Linked DNA regions of Homo sapiens: region 2 is linked to region 1. Evidence: read pairs that join two places in POLR2A ChIA-PET (ENCODE). Cell type or tissue: A673. All regions are shown on one strand. Each heading gives the region's core, and the rest is flanking DNA. Links, peaks and the distances in the headings are about the cores only.

Region 1 (5,377 bases), core at 234-5,233:
TGCAATGTAATTATTTGAAACAATTTCTTATACAAACACCACCATCTCTAAAACACTATCATGTGTGCACATGTGAAGGCCTGGGAACCGTGGGTGTCTAAAGGAGGAGGCAGTGATGGAGGCAAGGGGAAAAGATGATGAATGCTCTCTTCACACATCTTTGTTTTCATTGATTACAATGCATGCATATTACTTTTTAAATAATTAAGCCAAAAATCCTAAAAATAAGGACAGAAGGAACCCACAAATAGTCCTCCAGGTTCTGTTTCGGCCTGCCTTCTTCCCTAGTAGACCCCATGACAGCAGGAATACTCTGAATTCAGGGAAAAAATGAAATCAACGCAGCAATGAGAAACTTGAAGCTGTCTCTCTAAGCCCTGGGCTTCCATGACTATCCTCTGGTCAAGTTACTTTCTCCACTAAAGTGTTCTAGTCCTGGTCCAGGAGGTGCCCTGTACAGTACAGCCCAGCAGCACTCTCCCCTTAACACAGAAAGGGACCTCAGTCTCCTGTAAGGTGAGAGATGACTCAAGAAGCTTCATCTCTCCCTGCCCTACAAAGAACCTTGTACCTATAAATAGACCATGCAGAACCCACTTTTTGGAAGCAGACCAAAGCTAACTTTGGCAGGCAGGCCTCTGGGGTACCTGAGCCAGCCACTCGGAAAGTTGGCCTTACCCCCATGGGCTTCTTAATCCAGTCCTGACTCTAAGTTCCTGAATGAAAAGTGACAGAACCATGAACATAAAGGCCCTGGCTGTGACAGTGATGACCACTAGGCTTTGACAATGATAAAACTGCACTGCCTGAAGCGCAAACTGTGCAAACCCTTTGGGGCTAGTGCTCCAAAGAGAGCTGCCACCATCAACTTCTAAAACTCCAAGAGCCCGTTGTTCACATTAATACATACAACATTGTTTGTAGGGAGACAGCCCCCTCATCCACTGCAAATTCTGTCCTTCAGCCATGACTCAGGAACCAGGAAGGAGAAGGAAAGAGAGGCTGACTTACCAAGCCAACTTCTGTTTAAGTACACAGACACAAACACGGGGGGCACCGTGAAGAAATCCACTACAGAGTTCACTTCCAGCCAGAACCACAATTTATCGTTGGCTGCAATAAACTGGGGGAAAGAAGAAATAAGAAAGAGAAAAAACATGAGAAGCATGGTGCTGGCATCCAATGTACACTCTTTTGTCAAAGGGTAAGTTTTGAGTTTTCATAGGGCCACCACGCCCGGCTAATTTTTGTATTTTTAGTAAAGATGGGATTTCACCATGTTGGCCAGGCTGGTCTCGAGCTCCTGACATCAGGTGATCCACTCGCCTCAGCCTCCCAAAGTGCTGGGATTACAGGCATGAGTCACTGCACTCGGCCTATTTCTATTTAATTTTTAAGGTCTGGAGGGAGACATTATGTCCTTCTCATATCTACACAAAGCACATGCTTTTATGATTGGACACACACGTTTTCTAGTGCCCCATAGAGAGCCCTATATAGACTAACTATATGCTATGCTAGTCTTAAGAGAAAGATCAGGCAGTGTATTTTTCTGTGGTTCCCAACAGCTTCATAGGGAAGATTGGGTGATTTTACTTGTATTAGACTCATTCATGTAAATATAACTATAAATAAAGCACATATGTACGCATTCACACACACACACACACACACACACACAAAATTCCATCCATCTACTCTCCTCACCTTCCTTTCATTCATACTCACAACTGCTCTCTCAGGGCTCAGCTAAGTGAACACTGCTAAACGTAATTTTAAGAGCTGAAGAGGTTTATTTCTATTTACTTTTGTTTTGTTTTATTTTTTTGAGATGGAGTCTTACTCTGTTGCCCAGGCTGGAGTGCAGTGGCGTGATTTCAGCTCACTGCAACCTCTGCCTCCCAGGTTCAAGCAATTCTCCTGTCTCAGCCTCCTGAGTAGCTGGGATTACAGATGCCCGCCGCCACGCCTGGCTAACTTTTGTATTTTTAGTAGAGATGGGATTTCACCAGGTTGGTCAGGCTGGTCTCGAACTCCTGACCTCAGGTGATTCACCCGCCTCAGCCTCCCAAAGCTGGGATTACAGGCGTGAGCCACCACACTCAGCCTATTTCTATTTAATTTTTAAGGGAACAGGGCATTATGTGAATAGAGAGATGAGAAACAATCCACCGGTGGATACATCATCATTTTTCTTCAATCCCTATTTCTCCCCCTTGAAACAAAACTGATGTGAATTCCAGAAAATGCTTAGCTAAGGAGAGGGCTCTCTCTCAGACTGAAAATCAGAATGCGGGTGCGCTGTTTCTCCTGGAAATATCTTGACTGCGAGAGCAGAGGCTGAGGGGGATGATCCCTGGGTCCCAGACTGAAACACCCCATTGTGATACTGAACAATGTTGCACAAACTTACCCGCAAGCCGAAGTAGAGAAGGAAGAACACGTTGAAAGCCATGTCGATCTGTAATGTGAAATCTTTGTAGAAATTCTGGCAGGATTCTATTGGGCTATTAGACAGGAAGAAGAAAAAGCAAGAGGTAAATGACAGGTAGTATCATCCTGTCTCCCACGATGCTGAGAAGTGGTAGTGCTTAGGGTAGACGATGAAATGAATATTCATAAAAGAAAACATTTGGTCTTTCTGCCTCCTGGGATCATCAAGCAAGCATTGCCAAGGGGTCTTTCCATTCAACCATTCAGGAACTACTGTTCTTTTATTTATTGTTTTCGAAATTATTATATACTATCATTTTTTATCATCATTCAGCAGTTGAACTAAGAATCTAAAGAGGATCATGCAGATACCCTGGAGGAAGGACAAGCAGGAGAGGCCTCCAAATTCCTTAATTTCATATTAACCCTTAAAGAACTTCTTTCTTTCTTTGAGAGGACACATACTAAAGCTAAAACACAGTTCCTCATGCCCTCCAACGCATTGGCAGTGGGGCCTGTTTTCAATTAAACACAGTGGTTGTGTTTTGGACCTTTTAAAAACCATTAGTTGATTAATAAATTCAGGACCCAGGAGCATCTCAAGAAAGCTAGAGAGGAGAGGATCCTGGGTGAGGTTCTGGCTAGATTAAGCACAGACTTTCTGTGCAGGACTCGGATCTGGGGAAAGAAGCATTGTCCGACCAGTCAAATTCAGACCATTAAACCAAAAGGTTGAAGCAGTACTCTAAGGGTTAATTTTTTTTTTTTTTGGCATGCATGCTAATTGACTTGGTGTGTGTGTCGAGCAGCCAATGCAAACCCCTAGCACACTCTACTTCAAGAGTCGCCAGTTCAAAAGGGTACTACTATACAAACTGGTACAAGACTTCTGTGTGCTTTCCTGTGTCAAACTGATCAGAGGATCAGTGTGTGGAAAGTCCCAAGGTTTGGGCTGGGTGGGAAGTAGGAAAGCCTCATAAACACTCAAAGCTGTGAATGGAAATTCACATAGTATTCTGTGATCAGTAGGTAAATAGTAACACCCAGGCCAGGAACGTGAAGGTGAAGTGAGGTGAGGGAAAGGAGACAGAATACCAAGAGAAGCAAAACACTTTAGCTAAAGGGAAGCGACAGACCTCCTCCCTCCAGGAGAGGGCCAGCTTGAGAAATGGAAGATGAAGGATTTCCTAGTAGTGCCACTTTGGAAATCACTGTGTGCAATACCAGTTAGTATAGTTGCACTTCTGTAAGGACAACGCTTGGCTGTTCAACAGGCAGGAATCTGTGCAGTAGAGGAACTCGGGGCCCACTTAGAGGCAGGGTAAGTTAGTCTGTGGGAATCTCCGATCATGTTCCATGCACTGGATTTATCCATTCTTCATCTCTGCTACAAGTCAAACATGCCCTATATCATCTCCCAAATCACGTGGAAAAATCTCCAGACAAGCATTAAGAGTAACCTTTATTTGCATTCACAAACTAGGTGGACTGAACAAAAAACAACACTGAAAAACAGTTCAAAAAAAAACAAAAAACAAAAAAAAACGACAATTGCCAGGTTTTCACTAAGGTAGGGAATTGGGTAGAAAGACAGCATGGAATTTGGTTAGTCCAATGCTGAAAGGAGACACAAGCAAGGAAGCCAAATATCACAGCCTGCCATGGCTCTAGGCCTGCTCTCCTACACAGGTACTAATTTCGATGAAAAAAGGAAAATCCAGGCTACAGTGAATCGGTGATACTTCTGCAATTCTCAGGCCATGGGGGTGCTTGTTTTTGTTTCAAAAACAAGACCCAAAGGTCCATGGGTGTCAGAGTTCCCAGCCACTCTAGTTGCAGTGAAAAATGTACAGGAACTAGGTTGACCAGAAATCCTATAGACTCCAGGGTTGAAGAGACAATGCATCTCTGCAGGATACGTTACTAAAGAGTAAATGTGTGTGTGTGTGTGTGTGTGTGTGTGTGTGTGTGTGTGTCAGAGAATAAGCAAGCAAGGATGGGGAGATCTGTAGGTAACTACTGTACTCAGGTGCTCACTTGTGCCAGCGGGGACTCACATAGCTGTGCATTATAAACTCACAGTCATCAAGATTGATGTATACGCAGTCAAGGGGAGAGAAAAAAAGGGCTTGGTTTCCAAGACTATCATGGAAAACTGACTATTGTTTCACCAAGGCCAAAACCTTACAGTTGCCCTCACAGTCGTTATTGGTGGAGTTACTGGTGGCATATTTGGGGCCATCATGAGTTCCCTAGCTCCTATTAATCCCGTGGCCTCTGTGGTTAATTTGGTGGTAACCTAGAAATACAGCTAATTGGAAAAGTATTTGCTAGGCTGTGGTAGAAAATGGAATAGTTGGGGGAGAGATGTGAGCTGAATGCCACAGAGGATACTTGGATTCAACATAAATGGAAACAGGTATTGAGAAGAGCATAAGGAATTGGCTGCAGTGACTTCTCCACTGTTTCTTACCTTCCTGGTCCTTTCTGTCATCCCTCCTCATAATGCTTATGTTCAATGGCCACAGTGAGAGGGCTTGAAGCTAGAGGACATGGGTGTTGAAAAACGCACCTTAACAACACCCCTGGTTTACAGGAAACCATGTTGAAGCCATACAAGACCTTTTCCTTTTCTCTAATCCTTTCAAAAAATTTAGAACCGATTTCATCATGTTTCATTATCATTCCTTGCGTACTAGACTTGGAGCTGAAATACTAAAGGAAGTAAATGATGCCGCTGGCGCGGGTGGCTTTTCCTCTGGCTGGAGCTGGCAGGTAATATGAGCATACCTCAATAATATGAGGGGGCAGGGGGCAGGCAGAGAAGCAGGAAACTCTGGGACAAAAGACCCATATAGGATGAGTGATCGGGCAATGTACTTTCTATCCCTTTTAGCTATTTCCTGCTTGCCACTACAGCCCCAGGAGAAATGTCCTGCCTGAT
Region 2 (5,377 bases), core at 107-5,106, 780 kb after region 1:
CCAGCAGTCTGTGGAAAAATTGTCTTCCATGAAACCAGTCCCTGGTGCAAAAAGGTTGGAGACCACTGCCTTAGCTGTTCTCTCACCCTGATTTCTCCTCTCCCCCAACCCTAGGCAACCAATAATCTACTCTCTGTTGCTTTCAATTTCCCTATTCTGGACATTCCATATGAATGGAATCATTTACTATGTGATCCTGTGTGGTCTTCTATGACTGGCTTCATTCACATAGTATGTTTTCAGAGTTCATCCATGTTGTAGCATGTATCAGAACTTCATTCCTTTCTATGATTGAATAATATTTCGTTGTATGGACAGATCACATTTTGTTTATCCATTCATCAGTTGATAGACTTTTGGGGAGATTCCATTTTTGGGTACTACGGATAATGCTGCTATGGACATTTTCGTGCCAGCTTTCGTGTGGAGGTATATTTTCATTTGTCTTGGGTGTCTACTAGCTAAGAGAGGAATGGCCGGGTCATGTGGTGTCCATATGTTTAATTTTTTGAGGAACTGCCAAACTGTGTCTCAAAGTGGCTGCCCCATTTGACATTCCTACCAGCAGTGTAGGAGGGTTCTGATTTCTCCACATCCTTGCAAATACTTGTAATTGTTCATCTTTTTATTCCAGCCATCCCAGTGGCCGTGAGGAGGTATCTCATTGTGTGTGGGTGTTTTCTTTTTGAGACAGAATTTCACTCTTGTCACCCAGGATGGAGTGCAATGATGCAATCTTGACTCACTGAGATTACAAGTGTAAGCCACCGCGCCCGGCATCAGCCATGTGTTTTTCAAAAAAAATTTCTTTTTTCTATTCTGTTTTTTGAGACAGGCTCTCTGTTGCCCAGGTTGGAGTGCAGTGGCACGATCTCGGCTCACTGCAGCCTTGACCTCCCAGGCACTGATCCTCCTACCTCAGCCTCCCAAGTAGGTGGAACTACAGGTGTGCACCACCACGCCTGGCTAATTTTTAATAGAGACAGGGTTTCACCATGTTGTCCAGGCTGAAATTTTTATTTTTTGTTTTTTGAGACAGGGTCTTATTCTGTCACCCAGACTGGAGTGCAATCTTGGCTTACTGCAACCTCCACCTCTCGGGTTCAAGTTATTCTCCTGCTTCAGCCTCCCGAGTAGCTGAGACTACAGGTGCACACCACTACACCCAGCGAATTTTTTTATTTGAAAAAAATGTTTAAAAAAAATTTTTAGGCCAGGCTCAGTGGCTCACAGCTCTAATCCCAGCGCTTTGGGAGGCCGAGGCAGGTGGATCACGAGGTCAAGAGATCGAGACCATCCTGGCCAATATGATGAAAACCCGTCTTCACTAAAAATACAAAAATTAGCTGGGTGTGGTGGCGCACGCCTGTAGTCCCAGCTACCCGGGAGGCCGAGGCAGGAGAATTGCTTGAACCTGGGAGGCGGAGGTTGCAAAGAGCTGAGATCGTGCCACTGCACTCCAGCCTGGTGACAGAGTGAGAATCTGTCTCAAAAAAAAAAAAAATTTTTTTTTAAAGAGGGTCTCCCTCTGTTGCCTAGGCTGGTGGTGCAGTGGCACAATCTTAGCTCACTGTAACCTCAAACTCCTGGGCTCAAGTGATCCCCCTGCCTCAGCCTCCCAAAGTGCTGGGATAACAGGTGGGAACCACCTTGCCTGGCTCCAGTGTGGTTTTGATGCACACTTTCCTGGTGGCTCACCTTCCCTGCTTCTCTTATACTCTCTGCAAAGGGAGAATCCAGAGGTTTCTCAAGTTCCCTGAGGGGTGCTGTCACGCCCCTTTCCTCCCTGTCACCACACTCCCTACTCCCCACCCCCCACCTACAGCTGTGATTCTCCATGGTGCTGAGAGGAACCCTTCGTGAACTCAGGATGTCAAGCTAGAGAGACCTTCATCTTCATCCAGTCCAAACTGCTAAACTATCTGACAGGTGAGGAAACTGAGGCCCAGAGGGATGTGGGTTACTTAATTAATGGTGCCTGGCATGTTAGTGGCAGAGCTGGGTTGAGACCAGAGAATCCATGCTTGCACAGGGGACAAGGAGCTCTGGGTTTGATTCTAGACTGTCGCCATGACTGTGCCCTCCCTCCCTCCCTCCCTCCCTCCCTCCCTTCCTTCCTTCCTTTTCTTCCCTTTCTTTCCTTTCTTCTTTCGAGACAGGGTCACACTCTGTCACCCAGGCTGAAGTGCAGTGTTGAGATTATGGTTCACTGCAGCCTTGACCTCCTGGGCTCGAGTAATCTTCCCAGCTCAGCTTCCTGAGTAGTCGGGATTATAGGTGTGCACCACCTCCAGCTAATTTTTAAATATTTTTGTAGAGACAGGGTCTCACTCTGTTGCTCAGGCTTATCTTGAACTCCTGGGCTCCAGTGATCCTCCCGCCTTGGCCTTCCAAAGTGCTGGGATTACAGGCATGAGCCGCCACTGCCGGCCTTGTGGGCCACTTTCTGAACCTTTCTGAACAGCAGTTTCCTCATCCATATAATGGAGATGATACCTACCCTATGGGGTTGTTTTGAGCATATAAAATATTTAATATAGTAAGTAAATAACTTATTTAATTTTGGAATAATTACTATTTAAGTGCCTATGATAAAAGAAAGTCAAATAGTACAAAGGAGTATAACGTGAAAAAGAAACCTCTTTCTCCAACCCCGTCCTGGGGGCCACCATTACCACCAGACTCTTGTCTTTTCTGTCAGATCTCTTCTATGGATATAATGGAAGTTATTTATCACATGGGACCTTAGAGTTGGAGATCATTAACTTGCCTGCTTTTCTAAGCTGGTCTTTCCCACTTTGCCCCTTCAACCCCCCTTCTTGTGGCAGCACACAAACCGTGGGCCTCCCTTATTTGTCCAGCTCCCCCTTCCCAAGCCCCCTCCACCTGGTAATGATTTCCTAGAGCGTCTCCCAGGGGTCTCCATGGGGACGTTTCCTGCTCCAATCTCCATGGCAACTCTTCAGGTTGCCATGGTGACACTTAAGCGATTATTTGGAGACCCTTAAATAAATCACCCGTGGTGGTATATGCTAGACGTGTTTGGCTCTGGCTCTTGTGTTTGGGGCCAGGGTTGGGGCCCAGGCCCGAAGGCAGAAAATGTGGGGAGGTGGGAGATGGTGGTCAGAGCCCGATGCCCTTGGTCTGGCCCTGTGAGGGGCCCTCTTTGGGCAAAATTGGAATTGAGCCTTTTGTGAAGTGGTGGGAGGACAACAGGCAGTTATGCTTGTGCAGTCCTTAAATAGGGAGACCCTGCAGCCAGCAGGACATCTTAACTCTGATCAGGATGGGGGCAACTTGGAGCTATGCAGTAACCAAGCAGGGATTCCACTCCAGGCCTGCTGGGCTCCAAGGCCCTCACTCCTCCTTGACGTCAAATTCTAAAAGGGAATTTAAGATGGAATCCACTCCTTCATATATTCATTTATTTGACCGATGTGTTTAAAGTGGCTACTATGTGCCAGGCACTGTGTGCTAAGCATTGGGAATACAGCAGTGAATTAAAAAACAAAACCCCTGTCCTCATGGAGCTTATATTCGACCAGCGAGAGGCAGACAATTAGCAAAACAAAACATCCATGGCCGGGCGCAGTGCTTCATGCCTGTAATTCCAGCATTTTGGGATGCCAAGGTGGGTGGATCACCTGAGGTCAGGAGTTCGAGACCAGCCTGGCCAACATGGTGAAACCCCATTTCTACTAAAAATACCAAAATTAGCCGGGCATGGTGGTGTGTGCCTGTAATCTCAGCTACTTAGGAGGCTGAGGCAGGAGAATCATTTGAACCCAGGAGGCAGAGGTTGCAGTGAGCTGAGATCATGCCATTGCACTCCAGCCTGGGCAAAAAGAACAAAACTGTCCCCCCTCTCCCCATCCCCCCTCCAAAATGCAAAAAAAAAAAAACCACCCAGGTTAGACAGTAGTTTCAGTATTAGGGAAGGGGCCTAGAGAACAGCAGGGTAAGCTGTGGCACACACTGACACCAGGGCCGGGTTGGGGGGGGGTCCCAGGCACCGTCTTGGGGCTCAGCTTCAGGTCCCAGGACAATTCCTGAAAGGTAAGAGGGTGAGGTATGGAAGGAGCTAGCCAATACTTGAGACTCCATCAGCAGTGACCAGCTCCCTCCGCGTGTTCTGCCTAAGCGATGTACAAAGCTTTCCAGCTTCTAGATGCCTCACGGATGCTTGGAAGCAGAAATGCATGGCTGAGACTTTAATCTCCACTATATAGACTGGGAAACAGATGCAGAAGGGAGGCAGCCTGCCGAAGGCAATGCCGCTAATGGCAGGCAGAAAGGTGGCTAGAACTGGAGTCATGGCTATCCCAGTCCAGGTCCATTTCTGCCAGACCAGTGGATTTATCACCAGATCTGCAAATTCATACTTCCCTGAGTGCTGTCTTACTGAATAAGTAGCTTATCTTGTACATGAGGAAGATCATGTTGTCTATGGGGAGAGATTGTGATTTACCTGTAACACCAGTGTCAGGTGATTATACCATGCTCCCTGACTCGGAGCTTTACTGCAGGCCACTCGGGTCAGGCCTGTTCCTCGGTGGTGGAACAGACTGCAAGGTACAAGAACAGGCTTCTTCTAGCCTCCGACTTCCCCAGCCCACTGGCACTCCTCCCAGAAATGAAGTTTGGAAGCACAGGCCTACTTAAGGCCTGGACAACCCAAAAAGCTTCCTGAGAAGGTGATGAGACTCGGGTCTGGATACACTGGGCTCTCTTCATGTTTTTTCCCTTTCCTTTCTTTTTCTTTTTTTTCCCCCTGAAACAGGGTCTTCTTCTGTCACCCAGGCTGGAGTGCATTGGCGCAATTTTGGCTCACCGCAGCCTCTGCCTCCCAGGTCCAAGCGATTCTCATGCTTCAGCCTCCCGAGTAGCTGGGACTACAGGCACATGCCACCATGCCTGGCTAATTTTTGTATCTTTAGTAGAGATGGGGTGTCACCATGTTGGCCAGGCTGATCTCGAACTCCTGACCTCAAGTGATCCATCTACCTCGGCCTCCCAAGTGCTGGGATGCTGGGATTATGGGTGTGAGCCACTGCACTTGGCCTTTTCTTTTTTAAAAAAATTAGATCCATATTTTTAGGACGAGTTCATTTGGCTGGTGAGTTGTTCCATACTCCTTGGCAGATTCCAGCTTCCATGACTACCATCCTGCTTCTCTTTTCTGAGTGTGGACTATCCACCTTCATACAGGTCTCAGGGTTGGGGCCAGGCTAGCAGGAAATAGAAAATCATTTCTGGTTAGCCTAAGCCCCAGGAAGCATTTACTGGAAAGTTCTTGGAGAGTAAATGGAGGAGCTGAATGGCCAACCCCTAGGCTATGTGGCTACTGAGCATGTGAAACTCGCTATGTGCTAAGTGT

Evidence for each region. Peaks named below come from ENCODE experiments on the same cell type or tissue, not always from the same donor. Only the 100,000 strongest peaks of a DNase experiment are listed, where the experiment ranks them.
Region 2: POLR2A ChIA-PET joins it to region 1 with 6 read pairs; 2 of 35 experiments call an interaction of 5 or more read pairs at or near these places.

Annotation. Positions count from the first base shown.
Region 1 is chr10:77,182,410-77,187,786 of GRCh38, forward strand. KCNMA1 (potassium calcium-activated channel subfamily M alpha 1) reads right to left here. Exons shown (of 28, transcript NM_001161352.2): 4 at 2,414-2,507; 5 at 1,012-1,123. Among named protein-coding and RNA genes, the nearest start is that of KCNMA1-AS2, 44 kb to the left of the region's middle. In A673, for the core only: no CTCF peak of the experiment used is centred there; no DNase peak of the experiment used is centred there.
Region 2 is chr10:77,964,828-77,970,204 of GRCh38, forward strand. No RefSeq gene overlaps it. Among named protein-coding and RNA genes, the nearest start is that of DLG5-AS1, 41 kb to the left of the region's middle. In A673, for the core only: no CTCF peak of the experiment used is centred there; a DNase peak (open chromatin) is centred at 2,944.